2 separate regions of the Homo sapiens genome follow, and region 1 is linked to region 2. Evidence: chromatin contacts called from ENCODE Hi-C or POLR2A ChIA-PET data. All regions are on one chromosome and are shown on one strand. Each heading gives the region's core, a stretch centred on a gene start or an enhancer-like site at or near the end of the contact. The rest is flanking DNA. Distances are from core to core; before and after follow the strand shown. Region 1 overlaps RAB3C (RAB3C, member RAS oncogene family). Region 2 holds the start of RAB3C (RAB3C, member RAS oncogene family).

Evidence for each region. A loop is a pair of places that touch in the nucleus more often than their neighbours do. ChIA-PET counts read pairs that join two places held with the same protein, here RNA polymerase II (POLR2A). Pooled maps may share reads with other maps.
Region 1: a loop to region 2 is called in a pooled map, with 3 times the contacts of the local background. The contact joins the enhancer-like site here to the promoter of RAB3C in region 2. A Hi-C loop is called at or near these places in 3 of 50 pooled maps. POLR2A ChIA-PET finds 5 or more read pairs at or near these places in 4 of 52 experiments (HEK293T, SK-N-SH, activated T-cell and 1 more).

The regions. Positions count from the first base shown.
Region 1 is chr5:58,757,315-58,762,639 of GRCh38, reverse strand. The region is part of intron 3 of RAB3C (RAB3C, member RAS oncogene family); the gene reads right to left. Among named protein-coding and RNA genes, the nearest start is that of RAB3C, 180 kb to the right of the region's middle. Within about 2 kb of position 2,704, at least 6 of the 41 ENCODE cell types and tissues checked have a DNase peak (open chromatin) inside an H3K27ac peak, as active enhancers do.
Region 2 is chr5:58,581,810-58,587,281 of GRCh38, reverse strand. It overlaps RAB3C (RAB3C, member RAS oncogene family), which reads right to left and starts at 4,207. Exons shown (of 5, transcript NM_138453.4): 1 at 4,050-4,207. The coding sequence starts at 4,073. RefSeq lists a silencer at 4,201-4,400.

The DNA of each region.
Region 1 (5,325 bases), core at 1,455-3,954, 180 kb before region 2:
CTCACTGTAACCTCTGCCTCCCAGGTTCAAAGGATTCTTCTGCCTCAGCTTCCCAAGTAGCTGGGATTACAGGCACCAGCCACGACGCCCAGCTAATTTTTGTATTTTTAGTAGAGATGGGGTTTCTCCATGTTGGCCAGGCTAGTTTTGAACTCCTGACCTCAGGTGATCCACTTGCCTCGGCCTCCCAGAATGCTGGGATTACAGGTGTGAGCCACAGCACCAGGCCCAATTTAATATGTTATTAATTAAATTTCAGGAAGAAAAGAAAATCCTGCAAAATAATACACTACGTCTTTAAATATCCCACTGACGAGATGATACTAACAGGAAGTAACAACCATTGTCTAGATCTTCACTGTCCAATATGGTCACCTTCAGCCACTCATGGCTCCTAAGGGTTTGCACCATGATTTGTCCAAATTGCAATGTGCTGCACATATAAAGTACACACCAGATATTGAAGACTTAGTACAAAAAAGTAGCTCATTAATTTTTATATTGATTATATGTTGAAATGATAGCTTTTTAGATAAACTGAGTTAAATAAAATACATTTAATTTTACCTATTTTTTTTTTTTTTGCTTCTAAAAGTGGCTGCTAGGGAACCAAAAATAACATATGTGGCTCAGATGATGTTTCTATTAGTCAATGCCATACTAGCAAATTAAGTGAAAAAATTTAATATTATTTTACTAAACATTATTGACATATTCTTGGGCTTCATATCTATGCTAGAGAAAAATAAAATAAAGAGAAAAGAATGATCATAAATTGAAGAGCAGGTACCTGGGAATTCATACAAAATTAATATGCTTTCTTTTATGAATAGTCACACAACATTTGACTGTCATCACTTACAGTATATAAAGACAGAAAAGATAATGAAACAGCTGCATTAAACAACTTAAAAATCAATGAGCATTTATTTGGTTTTGTTGTACCTTGTGTCCCTGATGGAAGGCAAGCAAAGTCTGGAGTGAGTGTGTACATGTGTGTGGGTATGTGTGTGTATGTCAAAGTTCAGGGTTTCCAGGAGGACATAAAAAGAGCTGAGCATTCAAAATGAAGAGATACAAGCTTAGCTAAGCTTTCTAGAGATATGATTGGTTACCTTGGAAACAGTTCAAATTCTTACATCAAACAAGATCCTAGAAGTTGACCTAGATTTTTCAGAACCAGTAACATAATGTATTTAAAATGTTTGTTACCCCCAAATTAAATTTAAAAAATATTTGTGGGATAGCAAATGCTTACTTTTATTAATTGTATAATTTTTATTTGTAAAGAAAGAACACATTATATAACTATCAGGTAAAAAGTCATTAATAGAAGATGAATTTAGCTTTCTCAGGGAATTATCTTCAATATATTTTACTAAAATAAATAATTCCATTGTTTTTTCTGATTTAATTGTAAAAAAATTCAATCAATACAAAAGACTGAAGAATAAAATGTGAAAAGTAGCCTTCCATTTGCAGTTCCAATGCTTTTGTCAGAGATATCCACAGTAAACAATGTGGTATATGGTCTTCTAAATGGTTTGTGCTGTGTGTGTGTGTGTGTGTGTGTGTGAGAGAGAGAGAGAGGGAGAGAGAGAGAGAGAGAAGGAATGTGATCATATATAACTCATGTTCTATAAACTGCATTTAAAATGCACAAATATTGTCTTCCTTTGGGAAATTAAAATGTTTAAGTGATGCTCGTTATCTATTTAACTGGAAGTCTTGCCATCAGCAAATAGACTCCACTGCCTACAGTGCTAATCATTTGACCTCCTGTACTGATGACTGATGTTTTTAGACACACGTGTTCCTGACATGTCTCCATTAACTAGACTGTAAGTTCCTTGGAGGCAGAAATGAAGTTGTTTTCAAGTGCACCATAGCATTTAGCACAGAGATCTGACCATCATGGGCTCTCAAAAACACTTTCTCAATAATCAGTATTTTTCATTTTTATCAGAGTACATTAGCTGATCATATAAGATATTCTAGGTCCTAAACATCAGACAAGAAGAAAGAACAGACTAGTTGTTTAATACCAACTGCTTACATGAATTGGCACTTGATTTTGGGGTGATATTCAGTTAAGTGTTTTGGTGATCCCTTTTTTGAGCATCATGATGCCTAAATGAGGCTTACAGTGAGCCGCCATGCTAAGTCCTTTACATAGATGGGCTTGCTTAATTCTCACAACAATCCTATGGTGTAGGCACTTTTAAACTTCCCATTTTACAGTGAAGAATCTGATGCATCCAAATCATTAAGTAGTGGTGTTGGGAAATGAATGCAGGCATCTAACTTCAGAACTCATATTCTCACATTCCATCCGGGAGCTCATATTCCAAAACTTTCATGACTTTTCTATATGGTCATGGTAGACAACAAGTAAGAGGCTAAATTTTTCATACAAACAAACACCCAAATCTGATGGACAAAAAAAAAATCCATTGCACATTTATCCTATGCATTATGTTGCCATTCACTGGGTCATACCCATCATGATCTAGTGAATGGCAATGGTCCCTTAGTGGGAGGGTCTCAAATAAGGGTGGACGGAACTAGGAGTTAGGATTGGGTAAGGTTTCTTATCTAGGTCAGGGAGACAGGAGAGGAAGGAAAGAACACTTGGCTTGATTCTCTCTGTTGCTCCTGTTAGTTCCACTTCGGCAGTGACATTTTTAGTTTCATTTTTAGTAACGAAGAACAACACTTACTCTGTGGCCTAATTTTCGTCCTGTAAATTTGCCATCAGGTAGTTTATGCTCTTATAGGCCAAATGACTCATCACTAATTAATCAATACCCATGATGCTAAATTTTGACCACAGAGTGAACCAAAGCCAAGTCAACCTGGCTTTCAGTTAATTGGAAAAATTAAATGGGTAAGAGAAGCCAGTTCTTCCAGGTATAAATAATGTGCTTTACAACTCATCTAGTTAAAGGCATCAGCAAAAATGTTTTAATACTAGCAGATTCGAAAACCACTCCATCCTCCTTTCTAATATGTAATTAAAGCTACAGTATGAATGCAAACTTGATAGGACAGAAATAATCTCATACATTACATGTTATAAAGAATTTGATATTAAATTTTATCATGGTTATCTTCTCTTCCGAGGACAAAATGTCTCTTTGGCATGTACCTACTCACTTGTTCCAAAATATTCACTGAGTGTAAATTATGTGCCAGACACTGGGGAGGCAGACAGTGGTGAACTAGGGGATCCAGGTATATGTGCCTAACTTCCTTGTGACGTTGCACCTATTGCATGCACCTGGATGCAGGGAACAGCTTGGGGTCTCTGGCTAACTTACATTTCTCTTTAAGTATCAGCTGCAACTCCAGAAAGGCTTTCTGTCCACTTGCCCCAACCCCACCACATCTGGGTTAGAAACTCCTTCTATAATCTCCCTCAGGACCCTGTACTAACCACTGTGATTACACTGACTACAGTATCTTGCCTAATTACTTGTTTGTATCCTTCACTGAAATGTACATTCCAATGACAGGTATTCCAGTGTCCTGGGACACAGTGCATTTTTATGAAATATTTGTTGAATGTTGGAGGGAGGTAATATTTAGTATAAAGCGGTTTGATTTGGCTATGTTATCATTTGTATCCTGGTGCAGAAGTTACTGATAGGTGGTCACTGGTTTGGAAATGTCAAATCTAAAGGCTGGATCCATGCAGGTGGCAACAGCAGACATGTGCCTAGTTATGAGGCTGCTGGAAACCAACTGGTCAAGGACCATGGAAAAGTATCCAAAAAAAAAAAAGTCCAAGGAACATTTACCCAGTGAAGCACCACTCAAACATTCATGAGAGATCACGATGAAGTGATCCTTCCAGATTTCATTTTACTTTAGTAATCACTGGCCTCTATGTTACTTTGGTCGTCATCCTTTATCTTAGCTCTGGTGTTTATGTTTACTTTTTTCCTTTTAAAACACCTTTCAAAACCTGCAATTCTTCTGATAGTGTATTTATTTCTTTATTATCTTCCCCATTTGATTGCAAATTCCCTAAGGATAGGGACCCTGTTTGTGCTCTCAGTTTCCAGAACGGTTCTCAACACACCAGTGTTTGACAGATCTATTGAAGAAATGAATTAAGGGTTTAACATGCGTATTAAAAAATATTCTTTTAGACTCTAGTCCTCAAATCTCTGTACATAACACATAAACAATATGTCTATATATATGAGGAAAAACAGGTTACATCTGTTTTGCCCACAGTTGTATCACCAGAATAGAGTATGTGGCATATTGTAAGTATTCAATAAATATTCACTAAATAAATGAGTAAATAAACCATTTAATTAAAATTTTATTTCCAATTATAAACTATTGGAAAAAATTTATAGGTCTATATCAATAATAAACAAATAAAGGCCGGGCACCGTGGCTCACGTCTGTAATCCCAGCACTTCGGGAGGCTGAGGCAGGCGGATCACAAGGTCAGGAGATCAAGACCATCCTGACTAACACAGTGAAACCCCATCTCTACTAAAAAAAATACAAAAAATTAGCCGGGCGTGGTGGTGGGCACCTGTAGTCCCAGCTACTTGGGAGGCTGAGGCAGGAGAATGGCGTGAACCCGGGAGGTGGAGCTTGCAGTGAGCTGAGATCGCACCACTGCACTCCAGCCTGGGCGACAGAGCGAGACTCCGTCTCAAAAACAAAACAAAACAAAACAAAACAACAACAACAACAAAAACAAATAAGTAGGGGAGCTTTTGCTTGAAGTAGAATTCTGAGAGCTGATGGCAGATGTGAAGAGAGTGCTGACACTGGAACATCATAATATTGCAACTGTTTTATTAAAGATCAGATCAGGCAAGATTCATCAATGGATGCTAAATCTAGAGGGAAATCTTGATGAGAAACTAGATACTAGCATGTTTTAAACTGTCTCTTTCAGACTATTTATTAGTTGCAGGGGAAAAAAATTATACAATAATTACCTAGTAGGGAAATCAGAAAACACTTGTATGGCTGATTAAAGTTAACATCACCAATGAAGGACAGATGGACGTGATGTGCTTTCAGATGTGATAGCCTGAGAAGGACACAACATCTCCTATGCAACATTCCAAAGAAGAATGCATAACTTGAAAGTGATCACGAAAGGCTATCTAAAAAACCCCAAACGGGAAATGTTTCATTAAAAAAAAGTTGGGGGCGGGTGTGGCAGTAATCCATTCTTCCAAAATGTCAATGTCAGAAAAAAAAGTCAATGTCAGAAAATAAAAAGAAAGGTTGTAGAAGTATTCCCTATTGAAAGTGGGTAAAGAGACATGGCACTTAAATGCTATACCT
Region 2 (5,472 bases), core at 2,958-5,457:
TTCCTTCCTGGAATATGATGGTGAAGAAAGGACTTGCCAATTCCAGTATAAGCTTAGAATGGTGGCAGAAAATTATGATAATTTTGCAGTTTCAATGGAAAAGCATTCTTATACTACAAAAGTGAATTTTTGCTATAGGTTAAGTTTTCTTGCTATCCTCCACTTCCTTTTACAGAAGAAAAGTGGATACTTGAGCAATTAGCCCAAATGGAGTAAGGAAGAATTTCTCATTTCTCTAAAGTCAATTAGGGATTTTCTGTTTCTGTAAAGGATGAGGACTACATGTCCATTTCTCAGAAAGATAGAGGGATGATCACTGAGGATGGATATGGTTAGGAATTCAACAATAATGAAGTGCAAAAATGCCATGTACTTTCCATAGCCAAATAAAACAGTGATATTTAGACTTTAATTCTTTGTAATTTGGTGTTGTGTACAGTATGGCTAACTTTAATATATAACTAATGGTTTTTAGCTCCACTTCATCTTCAGCCTACATCTATAGTCCTTCTTCAATCCTCCTCATCTTTAGCCAAACATTTTTTTTTGGCACTCTGCTCCATGTTTTGGGTAGATATATTTCTTTGAATTTTCCTCAATAGTCAGAAGACTGCATTTATGAAGTGACCCCAAAAGCTTGTGGATAACAAATTGGAAAAGTAAGCATTTAGTCAGAGACAATGAATTCCACTTTGGTCCTGTAAGAGAGTACGTGACCCTGCCAGAAATTATAATAGATAGAAGCAAACCATTTTTAAAACATTGCCCCTTTTCAAATATTCTGTTTAGTTTATGCAAGTTTATTTTATAAGAAGAAGATAGGGCCAATTTTTCTTTCTTCTGAACCAAATGAATGACTCAAATTATATCAATAGTTGTCTCATTCTTTACACCACCAATTTATGTCTTCTTGGGGAATCAAAAGTAACAGAGGAAAGAACGTGGGTTTTCCAGACAGAGAGATCTGGCGGAAATTTTACTCTATCCTAGTGGGAAAGTTATTTAGTCTTAATAAGTTCGAGTGATCATGCCTATAATTAGGGTAATAGTGACTGCTAGGATTTTTAAATATATTTGTAAATACTCTTGTAAAATATATCCATAGATATGTATGATTGTTATATAGTATATATACATATAAAAATTGTTTTATACATACACACAAATACAATGAAATCTAAGTCACAGGGCTCAGCACAGGTAAAGCACTAGATAAACTAGAATTTGTTCAATGTGGCTCCTGAATCAAATGACAATTTGTTAACCAGAGTCTTGTCCTCAAGTCATGAGAACTGTTATTTCTCATCTCATTTGGCCTTCAGGATTCATGTATACACTGAATGAGAAGATACAAATGACCATCTCCTGCATTAGAATTCTAAGCCTATCACTTGGGACACTTACCAAATGCTATTCCTGGTTATTTAGATTAGAAAGGAAATAAAGATGTCAGAGATTATCACTGTATATTATTTTGGTAGTTACTATAAAAAACAATTATCCCTCATTTTCCCTCAATTCAGAAAGAAATACTCTTCATAAAATAGGCACATATCAAAGATAACTACCTCGAACAGAACATCAACTTATTTATATAGATACATCAAATGCTTTTTAAAAGACCTTACATGATTTTTAAAAGGATTCTTTGATTTAAGAAAATACAAGAAGTAAATTGGGAAATAAGCAAATACATTAAAAAGCTCATTTTCTTTCACATCAACAAATGAACTAAATATTTTTTAAAAGCAGAGAAGAAATCTCTTATTTTATGGAACCATAAAATGAGGTTTTGCTTGTGAGTCATCTTCTACAGACCTAAGTAAAAAAATATTTGGGGCATATATTTAAAATGATGATGTGGTTCAGTCTTTAAATGAAAAAAAAAGTCAATTATTTATCTTGTTGCATTGTCATATATCAAAGTCACGTGAAATGTGATTACAATTCAGAAATATCGGTGCTGAAACATTACTTGTTACTTTAAAATATTCAGAGTAAGCTTATAGTTTTTATCCTATCTATTATTACATATTTTTGAAAATTGATAATAATGGAGATGGGGTCACCATAACAACAATTTATTAGTTAAATTGAATTAATGTATGTGCTTTAATTAAATATGCTAAAAAAGTCTTTGATTTCCTAAAATGTACATTACTCATGACAGCATTTGGAAATTTTAAATTTCAAAAACTTAGTCCAACGACTAAAAATACATTATAAATATGACAATAACTCCATCCACAAGCAAATTAATTTCATTTTACCTTATTTTTATTTTAGTTCTTCATTAAAGTTTTGACTAAAATAGAAAATCACAGTGCCTACTACATAGTTGGTGAACACAAAAAATAATTTTAACTGTTTCCTGAAACATTAATACAGTTCTGTAATATTTTAATGACCTTTCTGAACATTCTAAGCAACTCTGTAAGAAAGCAAAATTGATATACAGTGTGGTTAAATTTTTCGTAATTTATTTTGATTGAAAAAATATCAGTGCATACATAGTTTACTTTAAATATTAACAATCTACTTTATTTTTCAAAAATTCTTGGAAATCTTTTTTATTGTGTAAATTTAAGATGTACATGTTTTAATATACATATACATAGTGAAGTATAATGATCTACTTTTAAAGTCTACAATTAGTGTTTACTTATAATTAAATATGATTAATTTAGCCAGTTGGCTCCTGGTAGTATCTCCAGTAATAGAAAATTATCATAAACCAATATATCTTGATTGCAACAGCCTGTACCTTTATTGTCTGTTCAGATTCTTTTCACATCAGGTCTATAATGAAAAGCTAAGTCACAAATAGAGGTATTAGAAGACACACAAAGGGGCCACTGTTCCCTGGAACAAATCAAATTTTCAATAACTCATAGGTAATTTGAGGACTTCCCTTATATAATCACCCAACAAACAATTAAATTCTATAGATTTTTCATCTAACAGTCCAGTAAGGGGTTCTTAATATACATAACCCATAAAATAAATTAAAAGTAAATCAAAGCATATGTTTAAAGTCCTTGATTCATGAAGAAACCAGTTGGAAAACGCTGAAGTCCGAATTAATGTCAAATATTTATACTCTTGGGTTTGGCAGCAGAGGTGGGTTCTCAGGAGAGACAGCACATTCCAAATGATGTTTTCTATTCTTCTCTCAACCCCACTCATAAAATGCCTTTCTGTTACACAGTAGGATCACTGCTTGATTAATAAACACAAGCTGATGTTTAACGTTAACTGGTAGTACATAGAGACGAGAATTATCACTCATCTTTACTTAAAAACAAAACTTAAGCAAGATGCTTAGGCAGTGGTACTTCTGCACCAGAGTCCTTTGCATTTCTCAAAGGAAACAAACCTAAGAATGTGATTGAAATGGGGAATCGGAGAACAAATGGGCACATAACACAGGAAAGCTCAGAGGGGGCTGTCTCCAAAACAGAGTAAACCAGTTGTGTGGACAGTGATGCTGGCATAGCTCAGGGATATGCCAAGCCCCGATGTGTTTGCTATTTTTTGCTGATACTGGGAGCCTAACTGAAGAAAGGGGACTTTGAGGAGCCTAACATTGGCTTCTCTTTATTTAATGCGCCTTTAACCAAGCGGAATTCGCTCTATGCCGACTCCAGTGGGGAGCCTTCAACCCCGAATCTGATCTATCTGCCTTAAATCCGTGAGTTTTCACCGCGATCTCAAACCCCGGATGCCAAGAGAGGAGATCAATGCCAACACGAGATTGCATGCTCCTCTGACTTTTGTTTGCTTGGGTTTTCATTTTAGACAGACACTCTTATCCTCTTTACAGAGCCTAGAAAGATTGCGAATAGCCCGATCCCTCATCAAGACAGCCCCAATCACAGCCACACAGAGCGTAAAGAAACCCAACTCTGTTCCCAGGGTCATGTCACAGAGCCGCATCTCCGCGGGTGACCGCCTAGACCTTTCCTTACGTTGAACTGCTTGTGCGCGGAGCAAGGGGAAAAGCATCTCTTTCAATTCCTCCCGAGGCCACTCTTTCTTTATGGACCCACCTGCATGGGCGCTTCGTGTCTCATTGTTGGCAAATGTCCTTTCTCTCTGGCTAGGACCGCACTGGTCTGGGCTTCCGGTCAAGCGTGCACAGTCCCGGCGCTCCACGCTCCACACTCTGCACTCTTGGGGTTCGCTAACCGGCTCCAACATCAGCACTGGAGCTGTCCTCTCCTGGCGCCGCACACGCGTACTGCCGAGGAGCCCCGTGCACTCCTGGGAGCTGTAGTCTCGCCCTCCGGGTGTTCCCGGCAAACGGGCGAGCGGTGAACTACAACTCCCGGCAAGCAAGCAAACCATTAAACAGGCTCGATCCGCCAGTCGGGCTCGGCCGCGGAGCCTCCCTACTCCTTTCCAAACGCTCCTGGGTTACCTCTCCCAGTCTCCCCTGCTCTTTTCCTCGCCAGGGGCAGGCGAATGTGACCCCAGCTTATCTCAGCTGGAGATTTTTCTTTGCTAACTATCGCCTTCGGAAGTAGATGGTGATTTTCTGATTAGGAAACAACACTACCTTGTGCTAATTTCCAATGCAAACGAAGCCAGAGCTGGTCTCTGGGACTCTCCGCCCTACCCCTCCCCATCCGAATCGGGAAAGTTTCTACGTTTCCTTAGGCAGAGTGGGGCAGTTTTACAATCTCATTCACCAAACGTAGGGGAGAAAGACGATTAACGGTACACACATAAGGAAAGTGGTTTATCCGCATAATTGCACTGAGAAGTCGCGCGCGCGTACATAGTCACACACACAACCCGCACACCGAAGTGCGTGAAAGCGAGATTTCTGGCTAAGCACCCCAAGGAACTCCTTTCGCCTGCTTACCTTTCCATACAGCTCCATTACAACTCGAGGTTCAGAAATTCTCAAGTGCCCTCGCTACAAAGGAGGTTAGGGCTCTACGTAGGAAGCGGGGCTAAAATGAAAAGGCACAACACAATAGAAGGGGTAGGGGTGGCGTCTGGCGGAGAGAAAAAGGAGGGATGTGGAGAAGACAGCTGATTTAGATGGAGGGCTTCTTTCCTCTGGAGGGAAAGCGTGGAATCCAAGCTGCAGCTGCAGAGAAAGGGCTCAGTCTCTTAGGAAGTGCCAGGGGCGCGATAGCGCTGGCCAGCCCCTCCCCAGGCCCTCCCCCAGGCACCTTCCGCCGTCATTAGCGCGCACACACTGCCGCTGGCCGCGGGCTGCAGAGCTGATAGGGCACTGGGTTATTTACCCAGAGCAAGCCACATAAAATGAACACATTCATCACCGGAACCCAAAAGCACCGTGACAGAATGAGATGGGAGACCTCTATTAAGTTATCCTGTCCTTTCTTTAACACAAAGTCATTCCTTATATTACAACTATACTCCTCCCAGATTAGTTCAAAAAAATGGTTTTGAAATCTAGGAACTGTACTTTTGTTAGACTTATCCTTTTCCTGTCAG